2 separate regions of the Mus musculus genome follow, and region 2 is linked to region 1. A link is a loop called in an ENCODE intact Hi-C map of the cell type or tissue named here. Cell type or tissue: left cerebral cortex. All regions are shown on one strand. Links, peaks and the distances in the headings refer to the core of each region. The heading gives the core; the rest is flanking DNA.

Region 1 (5,381 bases), core at 178-5,177:
ATCAGTCACTAATTAAGAAAGTGCCTTACAGGTTTACCAACAGCCAGATCTATGGAGACATTCTCTCAACTGAGGGTCCCTCCTCTCAGATAACTATAGTTTGTGTCAAGTTGACATAAAACTAGCCAGCAGTGTGGGTCATAGACACTCATATTTGGCTCAGAATAAACTATCTCTTAACAACTTTTGAGTTTGGAGTTGTGTTTTGCCCTAACAATGTCATGTCGACCGAATATTTCTGCTTAGGCTAATGATATTTTAGGCTTGCATTTCTATCTCGGGTTTCATGTGACTAGCAATTATCTTTATAAGATTTTATTATCCTTCATACTAGGTTGCAAGAATTGTTCCTTCACATGTGGTTGCTGGGAAAGTTTAAGACTTGTATAAAATATACAAAGAAAACCATGAATGCCTTCTCCTCTCACCTCCATTCCAGAACAGGTGCTGCTGTTATTTTGAAGCCTGAATCCAACCTCAGCTATTCTTGTTTGTGTTTGTTCTTACCAACAAGCTACACTTCTGTTCCTAAGCAGAGTATAATTTAATCTCGTGTAAAGAGGGCAATTATATACATATTACATGGAAATTCATTTTCTATTTTTTTAAATATATGTAAGTACACTGTAGCTGTCTTCACACACACCAGAAGAGGGCATCTGATCCCATTACAGATGGTTGTGAGCCACCATGTGGTTGCTGGGAATTGATCTCTGGAAGAGCAGTCAGTGCTCTTAACCACTGAGCCATCTCTCCAGCCCCTACTTTTCTATTCTAATGTTTGTGTATATGCTTGCTTAAATTTATATGCAGCACATGTGGGCAGGAGCCTACAGAGACCCGAAGAGGGCATCAGATCTTCTGGCAGTGGGCATGGAACTCGGGTCCTCTGTGAGAGCAGTAAGCACTCTTCCAGAGCAGTAAGCACTCTTCCATTGCTGAGCCATCTCTCTAGTCCCAGACCTTCCTTTTGTTCACCTCCTAATGTGTGTCAGAGGTCCTTCGAATCTTCTTTACAAAGCCTTGGCCAAGTATGTCAGATATATGGGAACCAGGTGTAGTGAAATATGCCTGTAGCTTTGGCACTTGAAAGCTAAGACTTGAAAGCTAAGGATCTTGAGTTAGAGACCAGACTAGTCTACATATGATGACCCTTTCCCCCAAACACAAACAACTTATGTATCATAGTTTTAGTTTGTGTAGTGTCTCAGTAAGGGTTACTGTGATGAAACACCATGATCAAAAACAACTTGGGAAGGAAAGAGTTTATTTGGCTTACACTTCCACATAGTAGTCCATCAGTGAAGGACGTCAGGACAGGGACTAAGAACAGGAACCTGGAGGCAGGAGCCATGGAAAAGTGCTACTTACTGTTCTGCTCCTTGTGGCTTGCTCAGTGTCTTAGTTAGGTTTTTACTGCTGTGAAGAAACACCATCACCACCTACATAACTCTTACAAAGAAAAACATTTAACTGGGGCTGGCTTAAGTCTCAGAGGTTTAGTCCATCATTGCCATGGCGGGAAGCATGGCAGTGTGTAGGCAGACAAGCTGCCGGAGAAGGAGCTGAGAGTCTACATCTTTGTCCGCAGGCAGCAGGGAGAGAGACACACTGACCATGTTTGAGCATGTGAGACCTCAAAGCCCACCCCACAGTGACATGGGTCCTCCAACATCACCACACCTACTCCAACAAGACCATACCTCCTAATATTGCCATTCTCTATTGGCTAATGGGAGACCACATTCAGTCTATTTTCTCATAGAACCCCAAACCACCAGCCCAGGGATGGCCCCACCCAAAATGGGCAGGGCTCTCCCCTGTCAATCACTAATTAGGAGAATGCCCATTGGCCTACCTGCAGCCTGCTCTTATGGAGACATTTGATTAGTTTCCCTTCTCTTAGATGACTCTAGCCTGTGACAAACTGACATAAAACTAGCCAGCACTACATTATACTCCTTAAAGAAAGAATCGCATCCATCACTGTATCCCCAGTACCCAGACCAGAGCAATAAATAAGATTTTACTTGTCAATAACTAAGATTTTAAAAATCAATAACTGAATTTTTTACAGCCAGCAACACAAAAGTTGTTTTGTGTCCTGGGGCCACAATAGGCATTAAATTCTGAACAGCAGGTGGGTAACTTTTATTTCCTAGAACAAAAAGGTAAGTGCATTTGTGTATTCTGACTTCACCTGACAACCTTTGGGAGTTTACTATTGATTTCCACTTCACCTGACAACCTTTGGGAGTTTACTATTGATTTCCAACTACACTGTCATGATTATTCACATTAATAAGTTTCTGAGGAAGAATCAGAAACTTTAGTAGCTCTTCACAATATCCTTTTATTGGTGAGAAAAGTTTAAGGAATTGCCAATATTAAGTAATTTTCAAGGACTGGAGAGATAGCTCAGTGGTTAAGAACACTGATGACTCTTCCAGGGGTCCTGAGTTCAATTCCCAAAAATCACAGCTCACAACCATCTGTAATGGAATCTGATGCCCTCTTCTGGTGTGACTGAAGACGGCCACAATGTATTCAAATATATAAAAGTAAATCTTTAAAAAGTAATTCACTTAAACTCTATGAGTTATTAAACAATACTTTTTACCCAGTGAGTACTTTCTAATCCTGCTTTTTACTTTTCTGTATTGAGGAGAAATAGCAAATAAAATAAATTGCTGGATATAGCGGTACATACATTTAATCCCAGCATTTGAGAGGCAGAGGCAGACAGGCAAACTGTGAGTTCAAGTCTAGTCTGATCTACAGAGGTAGTTCCAGGACAGCCAGGGTTAGACAGAGAAACCCAGTCTGGAAAAACAAACAAACAAACAAACAATCCCAAAACAAACAAACAGGAACTAGAGACAAATCTAGAAGCATGTAAGTGTTATGTTTTGTGTTTACTTTCTCTTTCCTTTTTCTGAGATTAGGGGAGGGAGCCGTGTAGCTCAGGCTAGCCTGTATCTTGCTATGTAGTGGCAGATGACCTTGGACTCCTGATCCTCTTGCTGTCTCCACTTTCTAAGTTTTGTTTACAAGCATGTCCCAGTATGGTTGGCTGATCTGGTTCTTTTAAAACAGGGTCTTAAAAGTTTCCTTAGGTTGGCCTCAACAGTCTCCAGTCTCAGTTCCTGAGTGCTAGGATTGCAGGCAAATGCCAAAGTGTTTCTCTTGTTTTAATTTTAACCACAGTGGCCTTTGGTTATAAGACAACAAATTAATAGGCATAAGAATTAGAACCCAAAAATCTGGAAGCCAACTTTCTACCTATTAAGTTCATCATCACCCAGGCCCGAGAGATGGCGCAGTCATTAGGAGCACACACTGTTGCAGGATATTTGATCATGTTGTGAACCCCAAGATTGCAAGTCTGCAAATCCTTGTTGTGGTATGGCTCAGCCCTAGCACACATCTTTAATCCAAGCGCTAAATAAAGTCAATCTAGGTCAAGAGGCAGAGCAAGCTGACAGGGACTGAACGTAAGTAAACAGAAAGGAGGGCTTTGAGTTGAAGGGGATTTCAGACACCATGGAGGAGAGCCTTTTTCCTCTGGGACATCGATGGAGTAGGAAGGTCAGCTGGGTGCTTTCTCTGCCTCTCTGAGAAAGCAGGCTTTCACCACAGCTTCTGGATCCTGAATCTTCTTTGGTAAAATCAAAGGGCTGGGAATTTTGTTATTTAAAACACCTGTTCTTCCAGAGGACCTAAGTTCAGTTCCCAGCACCCATGTCAAGCAGCTCACAGCCCCGCCTCCCCTAAAGTCCGGCTTCAGGGGGATCTGACCTCTGGCTTCCACAGGGGGACCTGCACTTACATGCACACACTGACACACACACACACACACACACACACACACACACACACACACACACACACACACACACACACAGTATCATCAGAGAGGAGGGAGCCTCAATCAAGAAAATGCCTCCATAAGATCTGACTGCAGGCAGTTTCTTAATTAATAATTGTTTTGGGGAAGGCCCAGCTAAGGCTTCATAGTACCACCCCTGGATTAGTGGTCCTGGATTCTATAAGAAAGCAGGCTGAGCATTCCACAAGGAGCAAGCCAGTAATCAACACATTCCTCCCTCCTACTGGCTACTCTAAAAGCTCCTGCCTCCTGGTTCCTGCCCAGTTTAAGTTTCTGTCAGGACTTTCTTCAATGATAAACTATGATATATAAGTGTACTGGCTGGTTTTGTGTCAACGACACAAGCTGGAGTTATCACAGAGAAAGGAGCTTCAGCTGAGGAAATGCCTCCATGAGATCCAGCTGTAAGGCATTTATTTTCTCAATTAATGATCAAGGGGGAAAGACCCCTTGTGGGTGATGCCATCTCTGGGCTGGTAGTCTTGGGTTCTGTAAGAGAGCAGGCTGAGCAAGCCAGGAAAAGCAAGCCAGTAAGGAATATCCCTCCATGGCCTCTGCATCAGCTCCTGCTTCCTGACCTGCTTGAGTTCCAATCCTGACTTCCTTTGGTGATGAACAGCAATGTGGAAGTGTAAGCCAAATAAACCCTTTCCTCCCCAACTGCTTCTTGATTATGATGTTTGTGCAGAAATAGAAACCCTGACTAAGACAATAAGCAAAATAAACTTTCCTCCCCAAGTTGTTTTTGACTATCTTGTTTCATCACAGCAAAAAAAGCCTAGCTAAAACATACACATAATTAAAGGCAATAAAAATATATCTAAAAACATTAACACTAGTAATTTCCAAAAAACACATGCTATTTTACATACATGTAAAATGTGAACTTTATAAATACTAAGATGTGTGTATACATGTATGTGTGTATATACATATTCTTACTAAATGCAAAGATCTATTCCACCTAATTTGTTCAAGATAATGTCTTGATTCATAGCTGATGTGAGCAAGGCACAAACATCACAAGGCATGTGTATCTATAGAGTGGCTCCCAGTTTCCTGCTAGGCATTTATTCTACCATTGATCTACATCCCAAGTCTGATCACAGGCTTTAGACAATGTTTACAGGTATTGCTGGAATATTAAGAGTAAGTATTGTTTCATATGAAACAGCTTCCTATTAAAATTCTTATGTTTGACAGTTTCATAAGACAGTGCCTTAAACCCAAGTGAGTAACTATGGAACAAGCAGAGCTTCTTAGCACTGTACGCAGTTTGACTAGTTTTAAATTTCTCAGGGATGCTAACTTACCCTCATTTAAGCTCCGGGTGTGCTACACAGGTGGTAGTTCCCTTCTCCACTCTGCAGGGGTTCACGCAGTCTGCTTTTCTCTGCATGTGTGACTGACTCTCACTGGTTGTGTCACTCAGAATTAAGTGACAACTGACCTTTATTTCTGTTTTAGAGATGGCTGGCTTCAGGCTGGTGGT
Region 2 (5,381 bases), core at 114-5,113, 1.6 Mb before region 1:
TCTCTTTTTGACTCCATGTCTTCAGCAGGGCTCCCAGGGTTTATTCCTTTACGTGTTGCTTACGTAGAATCACCAGTGTGTGTAGGACTTGACATTTCCTCCGACTGTGCTTTATTTCCATATAGTTTTTCATCCCAAATCATTTTTTTCATAATGTGAAGGCCTTTACTCTCAAATAAGATTTCAACACCCTTAAATTGAGTATGGAATCACATGTCTGTCATCCCAACTATTTAGCTTTTAATGTGATTAAGACTTAGGCAGGAGACGTGTGGAGCCGACGAAGCCCTGAGTGAGGGACACCATGAGTGTGTGTTGTTGACAAGTGCACATCCATGACAAGGCCCAAGGCCGCAGGCCCATAGTAAATTGCAAAGCCTTCCCTTGTGGGTCAGGCTCAGAACTGGCAAAGCCTTCTTCCTCTGGTCCAAGTATAAATGTCTAGAAGCGATTAGTGGATTCCTGTGTGCAAAAACCAGCAAGTTCAGCTTTCTCCTCCCAGATGCGTACAGCCTGAGAATGCTCATCTACATATACCTCCAGTGTTGTGCTTAATAAACTCTGAGACTCCGACTACCTGACCCCAACTTTTCTACATGTGATGTGTGCTCTCTAGGAAGGGCTGTACAGAGGAAGCAATGTCTCCAAGCAGAGTAGGCTGTTGAGCCTGTGGAAGGCATTTGGGAAAATAAAATCTAGAGACAGGCAATTCCATTTTAGAGGCAAAGGAGCTCTGTGCACTCTGTAGGGGACAGGTGAACTGGTAAGATTCTTGCCATAAGCCAGTGAATTTATTGAGTGAGTCCATAATTAGCTGCATGATGGGAAGGGAAGAATCAAAGCCATTAAGTGGATGAGTTGTTAATCTTGTTAAAACTTGTTCTAAAAAGACAGAAACTTTACCATGAGGATGGCAGAAGACAGGAGCCTGACATGGCTATCTTCTGAGAGGCTCTACCAGCAGCTGATGGAGACAGATGCAGATAATCACAGATAATCATTGGACTGAAATCAGGGACCCCTATGGAAGAGTTAGGTGAAGGACTGAAGGAGCTAAAGGGGATAGCAACCCCATATGAAGACTAATAATATCAACTAGATCAGACCCCTCAGAGCTCCCAGAGACTACACCACCAACGAAAGATCATACATACATGGACTGGTCTGTGGTCCCGGCACATATGTAGCAGACTTGATACCCAAGAGAAGGGAGATGTGGGGAGGGGGTGGGGTGGGTGAGAGAGCACACTCAGAGGCAAAGGGGAGGAGGAGGGGTGAAGAACTCTTGGAGGGGGGACCAGGAAGAGGAACAACATTTGGAATGTCAATAAAACAGTTTAAAAAAAGAAAAGAAACTTGCTTTCGATTCAAGAGTTGTTTTTTATTTTGTTTTGGTTTTTTTGTTTTGTTTTGTTTTTAGTTATTATAAAAATTCAGTGACATAATATATGTAAAAGACACTGGATTTAATACTCAGCATCCCACCCCAAAAAACGTGTAAGTGAGAAAATCAGAGAGTAGCATGACAATACTGTACCCGCTGACTTGAGCACTGGGAGGAACCAAGGGAGCTGTCTTTGCTTCAAAGGTAAGAGCAGCTGTTCAAAAGGATGGAGAGAGGAGGGGGAGGGAAAAGGGGGCAGGATCAGGTGTGGGAGGAGATGGGAGAAGTACGAAGGGTCAGGGAATTGAACAGAGGTGTGTAGCAGTGGGGGATGGGGAGCTAGAGTTAGCCACCAGAAAATCTCAGATGCCAGGAAAGCAAGAGACTCCCAGGACCCAACAGGGGTGACATTAGCTAAAATACTCAACAAAGGGAAAAGAGAACCTATAGAGACCATATCCAGAGGTTAAGCATGGTCCCAGGTTGAGGGATGGGACCATCCACCCATCTCAAAAATATTAACCCAGAATTGCTCCTTTCTAAAGGAAATACAGGGACAAAAAGTAGAGCAGAGACTGAAGGAAAGGCCATCCAGAGACTGCCCCACCTGGAGATCCATCCCATATACAGACACGAAACTCAGACCCTTTTGTGGATGCCAAGAAGTGCTTGCTGACAGGAGCCTGACATAGCTGCCTTCTGAGAGGCTCTGTCAGAGCCTGACCAATACAGATGGGGATGCTTTCAGCCAACCATCAGACAGAGCACTGGAACCCCAATGGAGGAGTTAGGGGAAGGACTGAAGGAGCTGAAGGTGTTTGTAACTCCATAGGAAAAACATCAATATCAACCAACCAGACTCCCCAGAGCTCCCAGGGACTAAACCACCAACCAAAGAGTACACATGGTTGGACCCATGGCTCCAGCTGCATATGTAGACAAGGATGGCCTTATCTAGCATCAATGGGAGGGGAGGCCCTTGGTCCTGTGAAGGCTTGATGCCCCAGCAAAGGGGAATGCTAGAGCAGTGAGGCTGGAGTGGTTGGGTGAGGGAGCACCCTCGTAGAAGCAGGGGGAGGGGATTGAGAAGGGGTAAACCGGGAAGGGGGGATAAGACTTGAAATGTAAATAAATAAAATAATCAAAAAAATATCTTTTTAATAAAAAAAATGTTTTTTTAAAAAAAGGCCTGCCTTGCACAGGCACCCAGGTGGTTTGGTATGGTGGTTGGTATAAGTTTGAGTCAGGGAGTGGCACTATTTAGGAGGTGTGGCCTTGCTGGAGTGGGTGTGGGCTTTTAATACCCTAGTCCTAGCTGCATGGAAGCCAGTCTCCTTTTAGAAGCCTGCAGATGAAGATGCAGACCTCTCAGCTCCTCCTGCACCATTCCTGCCTGGGCACTGCCATACTCCTGCCTTGATGATAATGGGTTGAGCCTCTGAGCCTGTCAGCCAGCCCAATTAAATGTTGTCCTTATAAGAGCTGCCTTAGTCATGGTGTCTGTTCACAGCAGTAAAACCCTAACTAAGACACTATGTTACACAGTATCCACAACTGCACATAGTAGGTTCCGTCAAAGTTGGAGCTTATAGTGTATATGGCTTTCCTATTATTTCTTCCTGTATCCTAAATGCATGAGGCATCTCTCCTCAGCTTTACCCATTAACCAAACACTACCCCAGCTTCTTAGTTGCCTTGTGTCTTCTTGGTGACATCATAGCTTGGTTTGTTTTGCTCATCTTGTAGTATTATGTCTATGACTCCTTTTGGTGTTTTGTTCTGTTGGGTTTTTTTTGTTGTTGTTGTTTTTTGTTTTTTTTAAGACCGGGTTTCTCTGGGTAACAGCCCTGGCTGTCCTGAAACTAACTCTGTAGACCAGGCTGGCCTCGAACTCACAGAGGTCTGTCTACCTCAGCCTCCCAAGTGCTGGGGTTGAAGGTGGGCACTGCCACACCAGGCTCTTTACTGTTACTGAATCTGAGCTTTGGAACATAGTTAGAAAATCTTCCACGTCCAAATCATAGAGGGTGACACCTGTCTCTCCCCTACAGTGTATGTGATTTTATTATCCAAACCCAGTGGGTAGGCTATTTTTAATGATTCACTTGTATAATGAGAGGCAGCTGGATACCAGCTAACCCAACACCATCTAGTGGAAGTTCAATCTCACCGGGGTGAGTGGAGTGAACTCCCCAGTGTATTCAGTTCCCTCCTGAGGGTTTCGCCCCAACTCTACTGGCCTCTCTGTTTCTTTACCGTTCTTATTTTAGAAGCCTTTAGCTGTGACTCATTGACCGATCAGAGCCCTCTTCACAGCTTTTGCTTTTCAGTGTTTTCCTGGGTGTTCTTGCTTATTTTTCCCACTGGAAATCAGTATTAGTGTGTATTTCTGTCTGTTCGGTTGTTTACTTTTAATAGTAGCTGCGTAGCTAGCCATGCTGGATCCAACATGAATATAGGTAAGGTTTTGAAATGATGTCTACCTTGTGATATTGGGTTTATGCTTTTCTCCACAGCTGTGAGCTGTCCTGCTGTCCAGAGCAAATGGAAGAAGAACTTAGCAAACCCAGTACAAGGTATTGATGTGAGGGTGGGGGCCATCCATGTTCTGGGAACTTCACACAGAGATCTGCCACCATCATCAGTGACTGGAGCGGCACTTCCATTTTTGCAGCACAGACCATTGTCTGAGAGGAAGTGGGCATACATTGCATCATCTTTTGCACAGCCATTCAAAAAGTGACTAGAAAGGCTTTCCTCAGAGCTGACTTCTCTGACAAGATGGTTTACACTGGCACGACAACTGGCAGCCATGAGCACATCTGTTGTTCTGACTGCTTGTGGCTAGTGTATTTTTGAATGTGGCTGGGGGTGTCCAGTTAAAGTCTAAAGTCCCTATATGTCATGCAAGGAGAATAGCGCATGATCTCAATAATGCCAGGATTCTGAACCAGCAACTGTGGTCAGACTCCAAATCCAGACTGAACGTCCTATCACCTGAGCTTCAGTCAGGACTCTCCAGTAGTGCGACCACCAGCCACTCTGCACACTCTGACTGAATCGGAATCGGAATCTGAAGACATGAACTCTTACAGTCTGGCCAAGAAGGCACTGTAACGTCTTGGCAGGATTGAAGATATCCTAAGGAGAGAGACACTTGTGCCCATCTCTTTGACTACACAACTGTTGAGAGAGAGTACCACAAGGAGTTGGCATTTCCCTTGAATCTTATGCTGAGAGAAGGAAGGCAGGGGTGGGGAGTGTGGTGGGCATCCAGGGTGACTCAGAAAAGAGCACTGTGGGTTGCCCTGGTGCTGTTTGTATTCTGACGTTAATTCTGCTTCCTCAAGGGCGGCTGCCCCTACTAGGAGTGGACAGGTGATTTCATGTGAACATTCTCACCATTCTAACTGGTCAAATAAAGGCTAGAGCCTGTGGTTGGGCATTGTAAGGGTAAGGTGGGACCGGAGGTCTTAGAGAGTGGAGGAAGGGTAGGGGAAAGTCAGAGGAAGAGGTGGAAGGAAGATGGAGCAGAGCTGCATGGTCTGGAGAAGTTGCAAGTAGCCAGGGATCTCCTAGCTGGGGAATAGATTAGTGTAGTGGTGGATCCGCCTGATCTAGGTGTACAACTTATAAATATAATAACTGGGTTGTGTGGTTTTTACACAAGCTTATTAGGATTGGAGATTTACTGCAACAAAAGAGATTTTACACTGTTCTTTCATCACATCAGACCACCTTGCAGAAAAGACAAAATGAGACATTGATGGGTCCATGCTGGGTGGAAGCCCCCTGACCAGGGCCTTCATTTAAACCTAAAGGTAGACAAGGAAGGCGTTTCCTGAACCCCCCCTGTTCCTCTTCCCAGTGTGTCCACTCCAAATAAATCTCTGCTTTTCACTCTTCCTTGTCTCTTTAAAAGACTCATCGAAGAAGGTGGGTGAGTCTAGCTTGTTAGGTCTGCCAGGGCCCTGGATCTGACCCTACCAACATTGGT

What was found. Hi-C counts contacts between places; a loop is a spot of excess contacts. Peaks named below come from ENCODE experiments on the same cell type or tissue, not always from the same donor. Only the 100,000 strongest peaks of a DNase experiment are listed, where the experiment ranks them.
Region 2: it touches region 1 in a loop (11-fold over the local background); 4 of 42 quality-filtered maps call a loop at or near these places.

The regions. Positions count from the first base shown.
Region 1 is chr3:65,962,988-65,968,368 of GRCm38, reverse strand. No RefSeq gene overlaps it. Among named protein-coding and RNA genes, the nearest start is that of Ccnl1, 7.4 kb to the right of the region's middle. In left cerebral cortex, for the core only: a CTCF peak has its summit at 2,527 (motif pointing left); no DNase peak of the experiment used is centred there.
Region 2 is chr3:67,575,157-67,580,537 of GRCm38, reverse strand. No RefSeq gene overlaps it. Among named protein-coding and RNA genes, the nearest start is that of Gm25919, 4.6 kb to the right of the region's middle. In left cerebral cortex, for the core only: no CTCF peak of the experiment used is centred there; no DNase peak of the experiment used is centred there.